2 separate regions of the Homo sapiens genome follow, and region 2 is linked to region 1. A link is an interaction called in ENCODE POLR2A ChIA-PET data of the cell type or tissue named here. Cell type or tissue: GM12878. All regions are shown on one strand.

Region 1 (2,500 bases):
TTTCTGTCTGTTATGTCCCTGGTCATGAGCTGGAAAAAAATTCTAAGGTGTTTCTTCACAACCTTCTGAATAATGAGGTAATGATTTTTCTCCACAGCTGATGTATTTCTATAAATAAAGTTTGACATTTCATAAGCTTTGAAGCTCATATTTTGTTGTTACGTTACATTTGACCTCATGTTCATAAGAGATACAATTCAGCATTGCCTCTCATTTTCACATGAGTGGGAAGACTCACCGTCACCCTCACCAAACCTCTCAGAGCAGCGCACGTGTCTGGAGGGTGAGTCCCTTCTGCACAGTAACTGCTCTGTCAGTGGGGACTGTGGGAACTGTCACTCGTTAGTTTATTTAACAGCTCCTGTTTTTCATTCTCTTCACTTCTATTCCCCCAGATTGCTGTGAAATAATTAATGCCACTCACCCCACCAAAATAACCACTTTTAATACCAGTAAGCTGATTTTACTACCAGACGAATTTATCAGGAATAAAAATAGCATTTAATAATGGTTTTAAGCCTTTTCTAACTTAATTAGGGCATTTAAAATTCTGAGCCATAAGAAAATTACTCTCACACAGTGGGTAGACAACATGATGTGTTAAGAGTCAAGTTTAACTCTACAAGCTTAATTACCAATTAGCTGAAAACTAACATGTTAAGGAGTTTAAAACATTTGTTTCCCTACCACATTAGTATTAGTCAGATGTTTAGGGCTAAATGTTAGGGATTTTTATATGGAGATTTTATGTGAGATTATTCATCTACCTACAGAAATATTTAATTCAGATATTTTCTTTGAAATCAATGTTGATCATTCTAGTTTTCTTTGTAGTTATATTCTGACACTGGACAGACATCAGATGGGGCCATACCATCATTTATGTAATTCTGCGGCATGAAATAACTTTAGCTTTTAAATCACTTATCTGGGACAGATTACTCATGCTGTAATCCCAGCACTTTGGGAGGCCGAGGCAGACTTAATCTAGGAGTTTGAGACCAGCCTGGCCGACATGGTGAAACCCCATCTCTACTAAAATTCACAAATTAGCCAGGCATGATGGTGCATGCCTTTAGTCCCAGCTGCTCAGGAGGCTGAGGTGGGAGGATCACTTGAACCCAGGAGGCAGAGGTTGCAGTGAGCTGAGATCACACCACTACACTCCAGTCTGGGTGACAGACTGAGACCCTGTCTCAAAAAATAAATAAATAAATAGATCGTTTATCTTGTATTAGAAAAAAAAACAAAACAAAATAAATTCTATCTTTGTGAATAGAAACAGCTATTTCATTATTTAGCTAAATATAACTGGGATGGTACGAATTTTAAGCTGTTTTCCTAAAACTAAGCCCTGTCTTTATTGTTAAACGTTAGAATTCTCCATAGCCAAAATTTTTTGTCCAACATATATCGTAATATGTGTTTATTCTTTTAAAATACCAACTACACTTGATTTTTCATGTTCTTTCCTAAAAAGTGCATGTCGCATATCAAACTATATTATCTCAAGTACTTTGAGTCCAGTTTTACCAAGTGATGCATCATGTAACATTTTAGAGGAGGAGCTGAGAAACACATGTTTCTGTATAGTCTGAAAGCTGAGAATGGTTTTTACATTTTTAATTTATTGGAAAAATAAAAAATAATATCTTGTGATATGAAAGTCATATGAACTTCAAATTTTGCTCTCCATAAATGAAGTGTTTTTGGAGAACAACCACCTCCATTAAATACTATCAATGACTGCTTTCTCACTACAGTGGCAAAGTTGAGTAGGGTAGTTGCGACAGAAACTAAGCCTAAGCCTAGCAGCCTACAATGTTTACTGTCTGGCTCTGTACAGAACAAATTTGCCAACACTTCCAAAAGTGGATTGGGTAAAAGTCCTTAGGGTATTTTGATACAGTGATTTTCAAAGTCACCTTTGCCAACCTAAATTATGACTTTCTCTTTCTTTCTTTTCTCTTTTTCCTTTCTTTCTTTTCTTCCTTCCTTTCCTTTAAAATGTACTCACTGCATTTTGAGTTTTGATACATAAGAATGGGATTCTAATCGTTAACCTGGAGGAAGGAGGAGACTGTTATCGTTGCCTGAGCACTCCTCTGCTGGAAAAAGCAATGAGCCTGAATATGGTTCTACTAATTGTTACGGTCAGAAACCTAAAGAAACAAGAGGTGGAAACTAAAAGAGGAAAAAGCCAGTGGAAATTAACGTTTGCTCTGATTTTAATAGCGCCCGTGAGGCAAGCATGCTACGTCAGTGGGAAGTGGTGACAATCCACCTGAGCTGTGTGCTATAACTCAATAACATTTGTAACTAATTTAACCTCACATATATTTAGTGTTTATGTATAACCATGGTTGTGCTGCTTGGTAATGAGGCATTAAAAATGAGCCAGTCCAAGAATTGAGTTTAAATAGTACTCCTTCTCTCAGCCAAATCAAGCATTTCTTGCTGAGGGGCTGAAGGGCTGGGTGGAGAGAAGGGAATTGGGTAG
Region 2 (2,500 bases), 160 kb after region 1:
CCCAAATTCCAGCATCGTTTTGCATCATTTGATAGAGGAATATTCAGTTGGGTACTGGGAAATGTGGTACTAGTCCAGCTTTTCAACTAACCAGTTGTAGACTCTGGACAAGTTATTACTCAGCTCTACGGCCATGGGCTGGAAGAGTCTCTCAGATTCTTCCCTGAGAAGAGACAGTTAAAGAGTTAAAAGGAAAGATGAGATGACTTGTGTTTAATACCCACTTTGGGCCATTCCTGATACTAGGGTTTAAAAATATTTTTTGGCAAGGAACTGGCAAGATAGATGGAAATGTCAAGTACATATGTGTCGACATATGAGGACACATTCATAAGCAGGCTGAGTTAAGGGACAGGGCCTGGGTTCAACCCTAGATCTGTTTGATGCCTCATGAGGTTGTCTGTTTCTCAGACACCACTTCACCACCCTTACAACTGGCTCTGCCTGCTACGTATACAGGTTGACCCCCCAGTGCTAGTTACATGCACTGAAGCCATCCACAGATTTTCAGGGCATGTCTTCTATTTTCTAAGCATAGAAGATTAGGTCCCTTGGAAAGTCCCTCTATAACCTTCCTTTTACCTAGGCAACCACTGTTAACAGTATTTTCAGGCCAAATATATACCATTTTGCCATCTGTTTTTATCACCTAATAATCTATCACTAATATCTACTTATATTAACATTTTAATCTTTATAAAGATTGAATTATATTATACTATATTATATTCAATCCCTTACTAATGAACACCTTAGTCCTTCCAATTTTGTTCTCCTTTAATAATGAGAAAGAGAAACACATCTATGGAAAAAATAAGGGTATTAAAATAATTTCTTAAGAAGCCATAATATGTTAAAAAACAAATCAAGAGCATCAAGTCAACTTAATCTTCGTGTTTTCCTTGAATCTTTGCTTAGAATCAAAGTTGCCTACAATCTAGGAGCATCTTTTAATTAACCATTGTTGTATTGTGCATTTGAAGTGAAATGCATCTGTGGGCCGTGGAGCCAGGAATTCTTGGTAGCATCCCTTAATCCCACTTTAAAAACGCAGTCATGCTATTTATATGAGGGAAAAAAAAGTCAACAGCTATGTGAACGAGTTCTGGCTGAAAGTGAAACGTACACACAAAAACAAATCTAGTTTTGTGGTTAGCTGAAAATTCACAGCTGGTATAGGCTTTTCTTTCCATTTTAATTAAAGTGTTTCCCCCTCCCATGCAATGAGAAAATGCTCTTTCAGTGCTGATTGAAAGACCAAAGTCAGAGCAAAAGCTGTTTGAAAATTCCGAGGCTTAAGTAAAGCTGCTTTAAAAGTTGCTGTGTGTACCAAACAACTTGGGAATTTCCTAGCAGGATTCTGTGGAGTTCCAGTAAATCTTTCTCCCCATCACTTCTTTGCTCTCTTACTTTGGTGAAAACTAAAGTCAAGTAATGCAAAGGTCATCCAAGTAGCCAGAAAAGCAAAAACTATACATTCATTTTAAAATTAAAATTATATTTAAACAAGTAACCATAATTAGTCATATACAACTATATAAGCTATCTGTTTATTAGTTCTTTTTGGTGTATTTTAAAGTGCAATGATATTAGATAATATAAGATTCATGTAAAATTAGGTCTGTAACTTATTACCCCCATTTTTCTAAGAGAAAGAGAATGAGTTGTGTTTTTTTTTAAATTATTATTTTCTTCTTTTCTCTTTCCTCCCTTTGCCTTGTTCTCCATTTCCTACCTAGCTCTTTAAACGCAATCTTTACCTGCCCTTTACCAGACACTCCCTACAGGGCAAGCTTACCTAACTATGTGCTTGCTTAGAAGCTCCAGGACTGGAAATCTCTCCCACCCAGAGATTTCTCTGAGACAACAGTCACTTTGCAACCTCCAGTATGCCTGAGATGAAACTCTCCCCCCAACTGGAGAGTATCTCAGACAACAGTCACTTTACAACCTAGCTCTGCCTGTGCTGGCGCCAGCTTAACCACCTGGAAGATAAGGCAATGAAGCCACGGACACAGACCTTTAACTGCTCGTTCCTTCCCTGTTTGCTGTTCATGCCAAGTCCCCCTTTAAAAGCCTTTGTTTTCTGTCCCCAAAGTGAGGTGGTATCTTTAAGGGCAGAAGTCTGTACTTCTTCCCCTAAGCTAAGCTATGGAATAAAAAGTCTCCTTATACCAGCCAGAACTCACTCTTGTTAATTGGACTCTGCAAGTGGTAAGCGACCGAACTGGCGACTTGGTTATAGGTCTATATGAATTTTTAAAAATGATCATCAAGCAGCTTATTAAGAGAGTCTGTAAGAGGTGGATCAAATGTGACAGGGGTAATGTTTCTTGCTGTGATGAGAGATACTACCCTATCAATCATCTACCAGGGTTTCTCCTGCTGTTTTTCCCTCTTGAGCCCTTTCCCTGCAGGAGTGGTTGAGATGGTAGGAATATGGCTGAGGGTAGAACAGGACCCAGCCAGCTGCTAATAAGACACTGTCAGGCAGCCAGCC

Evidence for each region. Peaks named below come from ENCODE experiments on the same cell type or tissue, not always from the same donor. Only the 100,000 strongest peaks of a DNase experiment are listed, where the experiment ranks them.
Region 2: POLR2A ChIA-PET joins it to region 1 with 6 read pairs; 2 of 35 experiments call an interaction of 5 or more read pairs at or near these places.

What each region holds. Positions count from the first base shown.
Region 1 is chr3:17,025,669-17,028,168 of GRCh38, forward strand. All of the region lies in intron 3 of PLCL2 (phospholipase C like 2), which reads left to right. Among named protein-coding and RNA genes, the nearest start is that of PLCL2-AS1, 28 kb to the right of the region's middle. In GM12878, no CTCF peak of the experiment used is centred here; no DNase peak of the experiment used is centred here.
Region 2 is chr3:17,181,201-17,183,700 of GRCh38, forward strand. The region is part of intron 20 of TBC1D5 (TBC1 domain family member 5); the gene reads right to left. Among named protein-coding and RNA genes, the nearest start is that of PLCL2-AS1, 130 kb to the left of the region's middle. RefSeq lists a silencer at 1,165-1,264. In GM12878, no CTCF peak of the experiment used is centred here; DNase peaks (open chromatin) are centred at 490 and 1,171; H3K27ac peaks cover 817 bases.